Linked DNA regions of Homo sapiens: region 1 is linked to region 2. Evidence: read pairs that join two places in POLR2A ChIA-PET (ENCODE). Cell type or tissue: IMR-90. All regions are shown on one strand.

Region 1 (8,000 bases), 140 kb after region 2:
AGGGTGAATATTTATAACCCTCATTTTGCATAAAATAAATGAGATTCAGGCATCCCAAGTGACCAGCCCAAGGATCTGCAGTCATTAAGGAGCAGAGCTAGGACTAAATGATGGTCTGGCCCCCGAGCCCAGAGCTCCTCCTCACAGAATATCTGGCCAAGTATAAACCGGGTAAATATCCCTATTTAATGTGAATATTTAAAATTGGACCACTCTTTTGGAAGCTCATAAGCACAGTATGTGTTTGTCCTGATACCAATTTTAATTTAGTAATTTTGGAAAGGGCATTTCAGGCAGAGGGGATAAGCCGAGTGTGTGTGGAGTTACAAGCAGTTTACGTATCTGGAGCATGAAATGGGAGTCAGGCAGGGGTGGGAGAGGAAGCTCGAGGGTGGGCGGTAGCCAAGGGTTTACATATCCTGAGAAGAGCTTGGATTTTACACACTTGGGAGGAGACGAGAAGTGACTATTACTTTTAAGCAAGGAATAATATGACATAGCTGCATTTTACAAAGGTCACTGGGGTAGCTGTGAGGACAATGGATGGAAAGTGCCAAGCACAGAGGCAGAAGGACCTGCTAGGTGGCTGTGCATGGGTCAGGGAGCCATGGGGAGAAAGTGGGGTTCGAGGGAAGGGAGGGAAGGAATCCTGGCTCAAGGTCCCTGCCTACCAGAGAGACCACGGGAAAGACAGATTTATGTACATGTACATCTACACCTAGTCTTACAGTGCTAATTAGCAGATGAAGCATTGTTTTCTAGTTTAATTTTTTTATTGAAAAAAATGTTGAGATAATGAACATACAACAAAATGCATAGGTATTAAGTGTGCAGCCCAATGGGTTTTGACAATTGTGTAACCTGTGTAGCCACCAGGACGTGATACATTAAAGTGCTTTTGGCTGACAGCTAACTCCAGGTAGGGACACTATGAGAAGGGAACAACTTTTTCTCTCTCTTTTTCTGCCATGTACCTAAGGCCCGTTGCTATGGAACAATGCCAGCATTACACCTTCTGATATCTTCATCTTCTCCAATCTCTGGCGTGACCCTGGAGAAATTATGAAAGAAGAAAGGGCAGGAATAAAGATGGACTGAGCACCAGTGTGAACTGTACGCCAGTGATTATGAGTACCAAGGCCATAACCTCCCAGCCTCATAGCCAGACAATGACATGGGAACAAATGGCTTCATTTTGTGGGTGGAGAACTTGAGCCTCAGAGGTCATATGTATTGTCAGGCAAAGCCAAAAAAGTGACTTACTGACCACCAAGAATGAACAGCTAGAGCTCAAACTACAATGGACGTTTCTTAGAAACTCCTAATTCCAAATGTGTTCACTCCAGACAAGGATCTTGGACATAGCGACAAAGTAGCATTGGCCACATCCAATGAGAACAGCCATCAGGACAGAGGCCAGCCTTGTAGCTGGAGCTTGGTGAGGTCAACATAGGTCAGAGGGAGAGGCCAGCACACAGCTCTCTCAGGAACACCACTGGGCTATGGGAGGATCGAGAGACAGATGGTGCCTCCACAAGAGGCGTGGATCCAGGACTCTGGAGGGCCTGGGGCTCCCCAAGTGAGGGTCCTTGGGTGCAAGACTGGGGTAACACTGATGCACCTCTCGGCTGTAGCCACCACTGAAACATGCTTTGGGAGCAGATGTTTGAAGCCACAGGAATGTGATCTGTGCCATTGTAGGCATGATGTGTCAAAAATGTGGTTTGAAAGGCCCATATTTCTTGAAAGCCCTGTGAGATGGTTCAGTAGAGATGCAGGGTCATCTTCACTTGAGTTATACCAAAGTGCTCAGAGTTTCTGTTTGGTTTTTTTATTTTGATGACAAACTTGCTGTTTTAAAAATGCCACAGAATGGCCAGGCACAGTGGCTCATGCCTGTAATCCAAGCACTCTGGGAGGCCAAGGCAGGCAGATCACAAGGTCAGGAGTTCAAGACCAGCCTGGCCAACATGGCAAAACCCTGTCTCTACTAAAAATACAAAAATTAGCTGGGCATGGTGGCAGACATCTGTAGTCCCAGCTACTGGGGAGGCTGAGGCAGGAGTATTGCTTGAACCCAGGAGGCGGATGTTGCAGTGAGCTGAGATTGCGCCACTGCACTCCAGCCTGAGCAACAGAGTGAGACGCCATATCAAAAAAAAAAAAAAGCCACAGAACAAATAAAACTGTGTTATGCTTCATGCTTTTTGGTGGCTCACTTCATGTTCTTTTGACAGTTCCAGTATGTTTCTATTGAAAAATTGTGTTTGGCTCACTGCTGGAACTCACCAAGGGCCTGCTGGACGGGCAAGAAAAACCCAGGGCAGGGGCCAGGTGGGCTCCTGGGAAGGCAGTGGACCTGAAGGTTTCATTTGACTCTGCAGCGGGTTTCTGTGCCGGATGACATTCTTTCAGTAAGGCTGGCAGCAAATTGGACTTCACTATGGTGATGATAGCTGTTCAGAGGTTTGGGTACCTTGCAAGGAAATCCTATAAAGTTCTAATAATATTATGAGAATGCTCACAATATATTGTCAAGTTAAAAAAAAAAGTAAGTTACAATACAGCATTGCAGTTAGATCCACTATTGGAAGAAAGAGTATATAGTCACCTTTGTATACAGAAAAAAAAGGCTAAGGAAGGCCAGATGTGGTGGCTCACGCCTGTAATCCCAGCACTGTGGAAAGCCAAGGTGGGCAGATCACTTGAGTCCAGGAGCTCGAGACCAGCCTGGGCAACACAGCCAAATCCTGTCTCTACAAAAAATATAAAAAATCACCTGTAGTTGCAGCTGCTCGTGAGGCTGAGGTGGGAGGATCATTTGAGTTCAGGGGGTGGAGGTTGCAATGAGTCAAGATTGTGCCACTGCATTTCAGCCTGGGTGACAGCAAGACCCTGTCTCAAAAAAGAAAAGGCTAGAGAAACATGATATTACTTAGGTTTTAAGGCTGTCATGAACTAACAGAGACTCACTGAAATTCCTCAAGAGTGGAGAGGCTCATTGAGGGGAAACACCTGCACAATGATAAGGAAAAGCCACGAATAGTCAGGACTGAAGATTACTCTGGAATCAAGGCAGGTCTAGAGGCCTCAGAAGGAGCCTGTGTGATGGCTTTGCTCTGCTCTGTGGCTGACCAGCTTCCTCACCTTTCTGGATTGTTTCTCTTGCTCACAGCTTCTACTTAGATTTTCTTCCCTTCACAATTTTGGCCTGCACAGGACCTGGCAGGGCCACCCTGGCCCTCCTAGTACAACTGGAATCTTTCAGCTGAGGTCCTGCTTCTGGTCTTGTCATTCTCCCAGGGGCTTCTGGTTCCAACACCCACAAGGGAATATCCATGGCCCACCTGTGTTTGTGCCCAGCCTCATGAACAGCCCAGGCTATGGGACTGTCTTGGGATACCTGTGCTCCCAGCCCAATTAGCCAGGCAGTGTGGGTTACTTGGTGTTAGCCTGGCAGTGCCGGTGGCCTGGACATGGGAGTGGGGCCCCTTAAAAGAAAGAGCTGGCAGTGTCCCCACCATAAGTAATAAAGATAAGAAACACAACGAAAACCTGAATGGTAGAAGAGGATGCAGTTCCACGCTGGTGAACAGGGGCGCCCCACCTTGTGCAGCCCGAGGCTGTCTGTGCCTGGCCCAGAGCAGAGCCTGCCCCGCCTGCCAGGCCTGCCTGCTCACTGCTCCTGGTTCCCAGCAGAAATATCTGGATTTGCCAAATGATTAAATCATGGGTGGTTGTTTTTCAGTCCATCATACAGACCCTTATCATGGGGAGAATCAAGCATTAAATGAAAATAGTTTTTTCCTTTCCCCACCTTCAGTAGAAGTTTTTCTTTTTATCTGGAAATCAAAGAGAGGGCCGGGTACAGTGGCTCTTGCCTGTAATCCTAGCACTTTGGGAGGCCAAAGCGGGTGGATTGCCTGAGCTCAGGAGTTCAAGACCAGCCTAGGCAATAATGCAAACCCTGTCTCTAATAAAAATATTTAAAAATCAGCCAGGCATGGTGGCAGACGCCGGTAATCCCAGCTATTTTGGAGGTTGAGGCATTTGAATTGCTTGAACCTGGGAGGTGGAGGTTGCAGTGAGTCGAGATCAGGCCAGGGCAGTCCAGCTGCTTGGGCGACAGAGCGAGACTCTGTCTCTTAAAAAAGGGAAAAAAGGAAAAAAAAAAAAGAGCAATCAAAGAGAGGAGGAGGAGAGTCTCTGATAAAGGCACGGACATCAGGAGCTCCATGGGGTGCGAAGGGCCCTCCTTCACGGACACTCCTCCATCTGCCAGAGAAGGCAGCAGCTCTGCTGTCTGAATTTTGTCTTCAGAATTGCTGAACACCTGCACTGCTTGAATTTCATTCAAGATTCCTAGTCAGTAGGAATGTGTTCTTTCAAGAGGTCAGATTAATTTCTGGAGCCTCAGAGCGTGAACACGCCTGGCACCCTGCCACTGGCCCCAGGGGTGGCCGGCGTGGCGGTGCTCTGGGCGCTGTTGGAATGAGCTCTTTTGTCCTACAGTCTGTGCTTGTGTAGAATGGGTCCTCAGAGGCAATCTGGTATGTCTGTTCAGAATAGTCACAAAACGGAGAGTTGTAAACACTCTGATAGACAAGTTCGCTTTAATAAATTAACAGTCACCTTTAGATGATTACATGGCTAAGGCTCCCTCCTCCTCATCCGGGAGTGCTGGCCCTGCCAAACCTATCGGACTCTGTATAGCTGGCAACTGCAAGGAAATTCCAAGTCGGGAATGTAATGGAGGCCCTGTGATGGGGGCAGGAGGCACGGGGGACAGAGGAAAGCCATGCAGAGAAGCCGTTTCACACATTAGAAACGTGGCAACAGATGAGAGCCGTTTGTTAGTGTGTTTTATGTGATTAAAATACACTCTTCAAAACTATTCTCATGTAATTTAAAAACCAAGGCTTGGAGTTCCTTGCTGGTATTCTTACTGGTTCTGATTAGTTTAAGGGAGCTGGAATGCAGCTGTTTGAATGCTATGAACTGAATTTGCACTCTTGAACTCCTCTATAAGGAAAAAGAAGGAAATTTCATGGTAGGAGAAGGCACAAACTATAGGATTATCTGTCCTGAAATTTTCCTGCTCCAACCTAAGCCCCTCTGTGGAAACTATTTGGTAGAGTTTGAGAACAGAATCTGTCGTTGTCCATCCAAAACATGATAGATCAGCAGCAGTGGGAGTTTCCAGTTAGGGCAACAGCGTTTTGTTCCCACAGCGTGCTAACATTTTCATCAGAAACTGAGTATCTAGACCTTCATATGAACCCATTTTCTGGGCACTGATAACCAAAGTGCTGCAAAATTGTGAGGACCTTTCTTTCAGAAGTCTCCTCCTCTTTTTTTTTTTTTTTTTTCTATTTTTTTTCTGAGACAGTCTCACTCTTTTGCCCAGGCTGGAGTGCAGTGACGTGATCTTGACTCACTGCAACCTCCACCTCCCAGGTTCAAGTGATTCTCAAGCCTCAGCCTCCCGAGTAGCTGGGACTACAGGTCCCAGAGCCACCATGCCCCGCTAATTTTTGTATTTTTAGTAAAGACGGGGCTTTGCCATGTTGGCCAGGCTGGGCTCAAACTCCTGGCCTCAAGTGATCCATCCGCCTCAGCCTCCCAAAGTGCTGGCATTACAGGTTTGAGCCACTGCGCCCAGCCAAGAAGTCTCTTCCTCTTTGAAGGGCCTCCCCAGCAGCATTAGGGGCCTCTCCTTCCAGCTCCCATGGAACCCCTATCCTGGCCCTTCACACAGCTGTCCTGGTTTTTAATGTCATTCTCTCCCATTTAACCTGATTTTTTTAGGAAAAAAGTTTTAAGATAAAAGTGTCTTTTTAGTTTAAATGTTTACTTTTTGAAAAGGTAGTACATTCTCATGGCTCAAAACTCAAAGCTACAGGCCTGGTGCAGTGGCTCACACCTGTAATCCCAGCACTTTGGGAGGCCGAGGCGGGAGGATCACTTTAGGTCAGGGGTTTGAGAACAGCTTGGCCCACATGGTGAAACCCCGTCTCTACTAAAAATACAAAAATTAGCTGGGCGTGGTGGCATGTGCCTCTAATCCCAGCTACCGGGGAGGCTGAGGCAGGAGAATCACGTGAATCCAGGAGGTGGAGGCTGCAGTGAGCCAAGATTGCGCCACTGCACTCCAGCCTAGGTGACAAAATGAGACTCCATCTCAAAAAAATAAAAATCAAAGCTACAAAAGGGTGCACTGTGTAAAGTCTCTTCCTACGCATGCCTGTTTCTCAGCTCCCGTTTTCCCTCCCTGGAGGCAGCCAGTGTTTTTATTTTCTTGTGAATTCTTCCAGGTATCTTATTTGCATACAAGCAAATATGTACACAATTTTTTCTCTTTTTCTTGTTTTAAACAAATGCCAGACTATATGTGTACATACTTCTGTACCTTGTTTTTTTCTGTTAACAATATTTCTTAAGAGATAATTTCTATCCATCCATCATATTCCATTATAAGAATGTATATAATTTTATTAGCTACCATGGTTGGACATTTAGGTCCAAAATTTTGCCATGGCCGGACATGGTGCCTCATGCCTGTAATCCTAGTACTTCGGGAGGCCAACGCAGGTGGATCACCTGAGGTCAGGCATTTGAGACCAGTATGGCCAACATGGTGAAACCCCATCTCTGCTAAAAACACAAAAAAAATTTAGCCAGGCATGGTGGCACGTGCTTGTAATCCCAGCTACTCAGGAGGCTGAGGCAGGAGAATCGCTTGAACCCAGGAGGTGGAGGTTGCAGTGAGCCAAGATCACGCCACTGCACTCTAGCATAAGTGACAAGAGTGAAACTCTGTCTCAAAAATAAAGAAAGAAAGAAAAAAGAAAAAAGAAACAACAACAACAACGAAATTTTGCCATGACGATGCCACAATGGATCATTTCTCACAGTGTAAGATGATTCTACAGGATCAGCTCCTAGACTTGAAACCGCTGGGTCAACGCGTATATGCCAAGGCACCCCTCTCCCCACAGAGGCTGTGGAAAGTTACATTCCCATAAACAGTGGGACCGCTTCCCACAACCTCCCCTAGGTTAGGCGTTATTTGATGATTGTCAATTTGACAGATGAGAAATGTTGATCACTGTCAATTTGATAGATGAAAAATGGCATCTCCATCTTTTTATTCTGTGTCCCTGTTCTAATTTGCAGTTCTCACATTTTGAGAAAGGTGGAGAATCTTATGTGTTTAATGGCCATTGGCATTTCCTGGTCTGTGACTAGTCTATCTATTTTTATAAATCAGGTTGTTCTTTATCTTACTGACTTATCAAGAATATATTGTACAATTTCTCATTTGTCATTTTCATTGTTTAGGGTGTGTTTTTCATTCCCAAATTAAAATTTTAGTTTTATAGTAAAATGTATCAATCCTCTCTAAAAGCCAATAAATGCTTTTAGATTTTTTAAAATTGTAATTCAAAAGGCCTTTCCCACATAGAGACTAAAAAAGTTTTCTCTTTTTTGGGTATTTTGTGGTTTAGTTTTTTGCATTGAAATGTTTGATTGATATTGAGATTTATGTTGGTACAAGGTGTGAGGTATGATTCCAGCTTCATTGTCTTTCAGGTGGTTACCCAGTCATTCCCACATTTATTTAATTACAGTTCCCACTGGTGTGCAGGACCACTTTATCTTATACCTCATGCTTTATGCATTTGGAACTATTTCTATACTTATCTCTACCATAAAAATGTCTGTTCATATTAATTACTATAGCATTTATAACATGTTTTAATATCCCTCACCTGATTTTAAATGCATTTTGTAAGCAATTTATTATTGGTGTTCTTCTGGATGCAACAACAGAAATAGATTCTTAAGCAAGAAAGCACATTTAATTGGAAGATTTTTGTGGGAAGTCTAAGAATCAAATTGGGGAGGACAAAGAGAAGATCAGCTCCAGAGAATCTGTTGGTAGAACTCTTCTCCAGAATGGTGTCATTAAGTGACTGGCCTCCTGGGTAACTGTCTTC
Region 2 (8,000 bases):
ATAAGCAGTGCTGCATTCACCATGACTGTCTGTACGTGTTGTTTGCTTCTATGACTTTATTATTATTATTATTATTATTATTATTATTATTATTATTATTAGAGATGGAGTCTCACTCTGTCACCCAGGCTAGAGTGCAGTGGCACCATCTCAGCTTACTGCAGCCTCCGCCTCCTGGGTTCAAGCAGTTCTCCTGCCTCAGCCTCCCAAGTAGCTGGGACTACAGTTGCGAGCCACCATGCCCAGCTAATTTTTTGTGTTTTTAGTAGAGACAGTGTTTCGCCGTGTTGGCCAGGCTGGTCATGAACTCCTGACCTCAAGTGATCCGCCCACCTCAGCCTCCCAAAATGCTGTGATTACAGGCATGAGCTACCGTGCCCAGCCTTAGGATTATATTATTATTGTTAGAAGTAGATTTCCCAGATCAAATGGTATATTTATTTTGTTATTGTTGTTAGAGATGGGGTCTCCGCTCTGTCACCCAGGCTGGAGTGCAGTGGCGAGATCACAGCTCACTGCAGCCTCGAACTCCTGGGCTCAAGCATTCGATCCTTCTGCCTCAGCCCCCCAAGTAGCTGGGACTACAGATGTGCACCGCCACATCTAGCCAATTTTTACTTTATTTACTAAAAATGAAATCAGTATTCAAAACAATAGTGTTTTGAAACATGCTTTTCCCCACTTACAGACATTTTCAGTATTTCAAATCTCATTTTAATGAGTTTATTTCCATTTTCATTTTGTGTATATGGATAATTCGTTTATGTAGCTCAAAATTCAAGATACTTAAAAGGCATTCAGTGATGTTCCCCTCTCAGTTTTTTCTTCTCCACTCATCCATTTTGCTTCCTGAGATACAACCAGTTTTACCTTTCTTTTATATCCTTCCACAGCTATATTTATACACACCTAAGCAAGATTGCAAATATGTTCTTCTTTTCCTCACATATATACTAATAATTAGACATGTGCACTTCAATTTTCTAGAAATAATTGCTTAAATTTTCATCTAAAGAAGACAAGTTTTTATTTTTGTTTTGAGACAGAGTCTCACTCTGTCGCCCAGGCTGGAGTACAGTGGTGCTATCCCAGCTCACTGCAGCTTCCACCTCCCTGGGCTCAAGTGATCATCCCACCTCAGCCTCCCGAGTATCTGGAACTACAGGTGTGAGCCACCATACCTGGCTGATTTTTTAATTTTTTGTAGAGACGGGGTTTCACCATGTTGCCCAGGCTGGGCTCAAGTGATCCACCCTCCTTGGCTTCTCAAAGTGCTGGGACTACAGGTGTGAGCCACTGTGCCTGGCTGGTTTTTGTTTTTTTAATGAACATGTTGCAAATCACGCAGAGCACCTGTTATTCTGCATTTGCTGGGTTATAACAAACATTGTCATCTCTGCCTACATTTAAAAGGCTCTGGTGTTATTTTAATATGTCTTTTCAATTTAGTAATTAATTCTAATTTTCCTTTGAGCTGAGATGTTATTCATTGTTCTCCTAGAGTTGCTTTTATTTGTTCATATATGTTTCCCTTAGCATGTTTTTCGTATCTCTTAGTTATTAGATACCTGAACATTTGACATTGGTTTTTCTCAACTATTTGAGATGCTATGTTAAAATCTATATATTTAAAAATAATTTTGCCCAATTTATGTCTAAACTGCTCAAAATGCATCTCAGCTGCTCAGTCACTGTGGTTTCTCTTTCTCCATTAGGATGTTGTACCTCAGGCGTTGTTAGATCAGTATTTATCTATGACTGACCCTTCTCGTGCACAGACGGTTGACACTGAAATTGCTAAGCACTGTGCATATAGCCTCCCTGGTGTGGCCTTGACACTCGGAAGACAGAATTGGCACTGCCTGAGAGAGACGTATGAGACTCTGGCCTCAGACATGCAGGTGAGTAAAGCAGTTAAAGAATTAGCAGAACGTGCATGTGGAAGGCACAGTGCTTTGCTTTTTGTAACCTAAAGAATTTCTGTTCATGTTCTAGCATGTTCTTAGTGTTATAGGAAATTATGTATGGAAGAGCTTAAGAGTAATAACAGAGCATGTTCTTTTTGCAGTGTCAGAGTCCCACAATTTGGCTTCTTCATTTTTATCTAAAGCATTAGAAATTGTTATCACATTCAACATGCCTACATTCCTAACTTAAAATGTATTATTATCTAGAGTTTATATGTAAATTAATTGTTCCGAATATAGGATTTAATTTTTCACCTAGAAATAGTATTATAAATGCTTATTTGATTTGCACAGTAGATCTGAAAATATTTGTTGAAACCGTAGTAGAACTCCAGTATTACTAGCACATGTGAAGTTCTGGGCCCTGCATGCCTTGAGCATTGCAGTACAGACAGGAGAAGTTCCGTGGTTCTTGCTCTCTCCTCATCCCCACACACCACCCCCAACCCCTTTCAACAGAACACACAAGGTAAACCCTTGCTTCACGTCATTTTGTCTGGACATCTGTGACTTTTGTGTGACCTCTTCCCAGGCTTGATGACCTGACCTCCCCTGCCAGGGCTGATTTCTGTATAAACAAAGTTTGCCCCTCTTTGAACACACCTGTTCCTTCAGTGAAGTTGATCTCTCAGTTATTTAAAAAAAAAAAAAAACAGTCTGATTAGGCTAATTTGTACTGAAATGTGATGACTTTTCCTTAAACTTCTTAGTAATTGTATTTTTCAAGGAATCAGTGCTGTTGACTCAGCAAGTTATAAGTTGGAAGTAATCTTGATAGGTCAAGTTCCTCCTTTGACCTATGAGGTTAGGAAAGCTGGGCCCAGGGGAAGTGAATTTATCCTTAACCAGGACCCAGAAGAAGTGAATTTATCTGTGTTCATATACTTTTTAAGTGCTGCATCTGGTCATGGAACCACAAAGGCCCAATTTCCATAGAGTGCTTTGTCCTGTGTATTCGTGTTTTCAGTCTTTATTCTACAGAACTGTAGGGTTCCCGTGGGATGTATCTTTCGGGGCACCTGGGTGACTCTGATGGCTCAGAATCTGGATGGGCAGTTTCTTCTCTCTGCTGCCCCCCTCTTCCATCAGAACATCTCTGCCTTCATCTGTCTTATATGTTGAACTTGGGCGTAAAATTTTATTTCAAGAGTGGATTCTGGGGGGAAGGGAAAGGAAATACAGTGTTTGCTCTAAACTGTTTCTCTTTAGGTAAAATTTTAAGTTACTATGTAAAAATTTTATGATTAAGGCACCATGGAGAAAAGGATGTTTTTAACTTAAAATTATTATAAATGCAACACATTTCTGTTGAGGGTTTCTTTTCCAAGGCTGTATGCTGATTTCCCTAGTCTTATATTTCTTAAATTGCCAATTCCTTAAAAACAAATTTTATTGTTCTGTTTTGTTTTTCTTAATCCAAGGTTTGGCTGTACAGGAATCTGAAGGGGAACAGTAAACCGGGGAGGGTGCTAGAGATCCTTTGGTCCATGTGCAGCCTCAGTACGTCGGCATGTTCTAGCATGTGCTTAGTGCTACAGGAAATTATGTATGGAAGAGCTTAGGAGTAATAACAAAGCCATGTGCAGCCTCAGTACGTCGGCATGTTCTAGCATGTGCTTAGTGCTACAGGAAATTATGTATGGAAGAGCTTAGGAGTAATAACAGAGCATGTTCTTCTTGCACTGTCAGAGCCAGGGTCCAATGTTCAGAGAGCTACAAAAACTTCACGATTGCTAAGCATTTTCTCCTCATAAATGAAAGGAAGATAATACGTACTAGGCAGGGATTTAAAATGTTTCTGTTACACTTTTCGATGCATAATTTAGGCATTTAAAGTTAGTATCTGTTATTCTGATTTAATTTTTTGAGGTTAGTAACATTCATATATAAATTAGCCTTTGTATATTGCCTAATGGTTAAAGTACTGCGTACTTTGTGGTTAGCTTACTAATGTGTTTTCATTTCTGCAGTGGAAAGTTCGACGAACTCTAGCATTCTCCATCCACGAGCTTGCAGTTATTCTTGGAGATCAATTGACAGCTGCAGATCTGGTTCCAATTTTTAATGGATTTTTAAAAGACCTCGATGAAGTCAGGATAGGTGTTCTTAAACACTTGCATGATTTTCTGAAGGTAACTTTTAAATTTTTTTGCATAAAAACACAACAAAATTCTGCCGTAATCTAAATCTTTATCTTCTGCTATCACCAAGAGAGGTTTCTTTGTGTTTCTATGTAAGAAAACACAGCCATAAGTTGATGTTAAGATGCAACTTAAAAAAGAAATGGTCCCATAATTATACTCTCACTTTTAAAACAGTATTAGATGATAGTTTACAGACATTTGTATCTTTTTCTTTTTCAAAATTATTGAGTGAAATGTATGTTAAAAAAAATCATTAGCTGCAGTCATCCCTCAGTACATGCAGGAGGATTGGTTCCAGGTCCCCCATGCACACCCAAATCCATGGAGTACTCCTGTGGAACCTGCGTATAGGAAAAGTCTGCCCTCCGTGTACTCCAGTTTCACATCCGGGAATACTGTATTTTCAATCTGGTTGGGACAAACAATTCAAGTATAAGTGGACCCATGCAGTTCAAACCCCTGTTGTTGAAAGTCAACTGTGTATTAAGTTTGGAGGCTTTGTGTGGTATTTCAGGCGTCTTGAGAATTTACGTTTAGCCCTCACTACTTTGATAGAGGAGCTGTGGTCTCCAAAGTGAATAGCCCTGATTTTTTACAAATTGTTTACTCCTGGAGTACTGTTGTTGTTTTTAGACTTTAGCCTTGAAATTGACTCTGGTAATTCTAAGGCTTGAGTGATAGAAGTAATTGTAGTCCTCCCTTTTAAAAAACACTGAGGCTGGGCACAGTGGCTCACGCCTGTAATCCCAGCACTTTGGGAGGCTGAGGCGGGCAGATCACTTGAGGTCAGGAGGTTGAGACCAGCCTGGCCAACATGGTGAAACCTTGTCTTTACTAAAATACAAAAAATTAGCTGGGCGTGGTGGTAGGCACCTGTAGTCTCAGCCACTCAGGAGACTGAGGCAGGAGAATCGCTTGAGCCCAGGAGGTGGAGGTTGCAGTGAGCCAAGATCATGCCACTGCACTCCAGCTGGGGGACAGAGCAAGACTCCATCTCAAAAAAGTAAAAAACAAAAACATTGAGACCATTTTATATTTTATGTAGATCATATTCGGAGTCTCGCTCTGTCACAAGGCTGGAGTGCAGTGGCAGGATCTTGGCTCACTGCAACCTCCGCCTCCCAGGTTCAAGCAATTCTCCTGCCTCAGCCTCCTGAGTAGCTGGGACTACAGGTGCGTGCCACTAAGCCCGGCCGATTTTGTGTTTTTTTGTTTGTTTGTTTGTTTGTTTGTTTTAGTAGAGATGGGGTTTCACCGTGTTGGCCAGGATGGTCTTGATCTCCTGATCTTGTGATCCGCCCACCTTGGCCTCCCAAAGTGCTGGGATTACAGGCGTGAGCCACCATGCCTGGCCTAAAATTTTTCTGATTGTCCCAGTATTGTCCTTTATAGTTTTTCTCCGCTCAATTTTGAATCCCTTAAAGTGCATATTAAATTTAAATGTTATCTTTCTTTAGTCCTCTTAAATCTAGGTGTCACTGGCATTTTTGAGGAGTCTAAACCAGTTGTTTTACAGAATTACCCTCAATTTGAATTTACACAATTTGATTCTGAGTAAGCGGGGTTTTTTTGCAGACATGTTAACCTGTGTAGGTTGTCATGTATTTTTCTGAATGTGCCACATCAGGGCTAATGTGGTGTTGGCTCTTCCCATCATTGGTGACGAGAAGGCTGACAACTCCATTGTAAAATGACCTTTTACCTTTTGTGGTTAATAGAGAATTGGTGAGGTGATACTTTAGAACTCTGAATATCTTTTTCTCTAGAGTCCTTCACCAGTGCTCTCATATCCAGGCATCTATACATGGTTCTTACCTGAATCAGTTAACTGTGTTGGTTGTGAAAGAGTGATTTTCTATTTTCATAATTCTTTCTGTTTTTTTTTAATTAATTAACTTACTTATTTTGAGACAGGGTCTCACTCTGTTGCCCAGGCTGGAGTGTAATGATGCAATCATGGCTCACTGCAGCCTCCACCTCTCCCAGCTCAGATGATCCTCCCACTTCTGCCTCCTGAGTAGCTGGGGCCACAGGCGCACCACCACGCCCAACTGAGTTTTGTATTTTTTGTAGGGATAGGGTTTCACTATGTTGCCCACACTGGTCTTGAACTCCTGGGCTCAAGTGATCTGCCCCGCCTTAGCCTCCCAAAGTTCTGGGATTACAGATGTGAGCCACTATGCTGGGCCATTCCTTCTGTTTTTATTAAGTAACATTCCCATGTAAAAATAACCTGTGCCTTCTCTCCTTCCCCGGTTTCGAAAGTTATTTTAGTATTAGTGGGGACTCTAGGATTTTAAAAATTCAACATAATGGAATCCATTTCTGTCATTTGTTTTGAGCATCAAATTTGACTAGTGGAGACCCCTTAAAGCTGCCTCTTGTGTCCTTTGATTTGTCCTTTGATTTTTAAGTGCATCAATACTTTCAGTTTCAACTTTCCCTTTCCCTGTCCCAGCCTGGAGTCAGCTATTTCTCCAAGGAACTGTGGTCCTTTTTAGTGGAGAATGGTCCTTAGAAACTGAGATCCAGGCACTGGAAGTGCTCATTGCTCCTGGCCTGTCATTTCTTTTAGGTCTTTTCAGGAGATAGTAGCTAGGAGGTGTAGATAGTAGCTAGGAGGTGTGATGCTTTTTTTTTTAATTAAATTACTAACTTCATATTGTTATGAACTGCTTCCAATTCAATACCGTTTTCTCTCTTCACTTTATATATTTTTTTCTTTTTACTCCTGGTAAAAAGTCTGTTCTTAGTAACATTAATGTGTAATATTTAGTTGTGGCTGGGCACAGTGGCTCACACCTGTAATCCCAGCACTTTGGGAGGCCAAGGCGAGCGGATCACCTGAGGTCAGGAGATCGAGACCATCCTGGCTAACACGGTGAATCCCCGTCTCTACTAAAGATACAAAAAATTAGCCGGGCGTGGTGGCATGCGCCTGTAGTCCCAGCTACTCGGGAGGCTGAGGCAGGAGAATCGCTTGAACCTGGGAGGTGGAGGTTGCAGTGAGCCGAGATCCCGCCACTGCACTCCAGCCTGGACCACAGAGTGAGACACTGTCTCAAAAAAAAAAAAAAAAAATTAGTTGTTTGCTGAGTTCCACAACATAAATGAAATAGTTTCAGAATTACTCCACCAATAATAATTCCCACATCAAATCAACTACATAATATTCAGGACTTCCTAGCACATTCTGTCCTTAGAACGTCCCTTGAAGATGTATGGTCAAAGTAGTCAGTTCACACTTTGGCTTTTTTCCCTGTGTGATTGTTTTCCATCTGATGCACAGTTAGGTTGGTTTGCTTCCGTTTATAAACTTACCTTTAAATATTTATAGAGCAGCTATTGGGATACATTTATTTTTTTTCTCTCAACAAATACTGAATGCCTACTCTGTGCTGTCACAGCGTCACACGCAGGGCTTACACACGTGGTTAAGAGCATAATTACTGCCTTAAGCGGGGCCATGGCAACAAGGATGTCATATGAATAAAGGGGGCAAGCCCTGTAATCAGGCTGTGCCCGGGGTACTGTGGGGTTTAGCGTGGCTCATTGATAGGCACAAGGAACAAAGATTTCCAGACAAGATGGTGATTCCTGAAGGCAAATGGAATTATTCAGGGAAAAATAAACTTAATACCAAATTTTAAAACACTTAAATACAGCTACTACATTTCCTCTTCAGAAGAATTAACCATATTGCTTACAGTCTGTTTTTAAGCACTCTAGTAAAAGAAATACTGTCTGTACCTTGTCCTGGTAAATATTTTTATTTTGTTACTTTAGCTTCTTCATATTGACAAAAGAAGAGAATATCTTTATCAACTTCAGGAGTTTTTGGTGACAGATAATAGTAGAAATTGGCGGTTTCGAGCTGAACTGGCTGAGT

Evidence for each region. ChIA-PET counts read pairs that join two places held together with the same protein. Peaks named below come from ENCODE experiments on the same cell type or tissue, not always from the same donor. Only the 100,000 strongest peaks of a DNase experiment are listed, where the experiment ranks them.
Region 1: POLR2A ChIA-PET joins it to region 2 with 6 read pairs; 2 of 35 experiments call an interaction of 5 or more read pairs at or near these places.

The regions. Positions count from the first base shown.
Region 1 is chr18:9,413,872-9,421,871 of GRCh38, reverse strand. LOC105371980 (a long non-coding RNA gene) reads right to left here. Exons shown (of 3, transcript XR_001753550.2): 3 at 755-1,051. Among named protein-coding and RNA genes, the nearest start is that of RALBP1, 58 kb to the left of the region's middle. RefSeq lists an enhancer at 4,086-5,033. In IMR-90, no CTCF peak of the experiment used is centred here; no DNase peak of the experiment used is centred here; H3K27ac peaks cover 960 bases.
Region 2 is chr18:9,553,320-9,561,319 of GRCh38, reverse strand. PPP4R1 (protein phosphatase 4 regulatory subunit 1) reads left to right here. Exons shown (of 20, transcript NM_001042388.3): 14 at 1,716-1,901; 15 at 3,938-4,099; 16 at 7,898-7,998. Among named protein-coding and RNA genes, the nearest start is that of PPP4R1, 57 kb to the left of the region's middle. In IMR-90, no CTCF peak of the experiment used is centred here; no DNase peak of the experiment used is centred here; H3K27ac peaks cover 155 bases.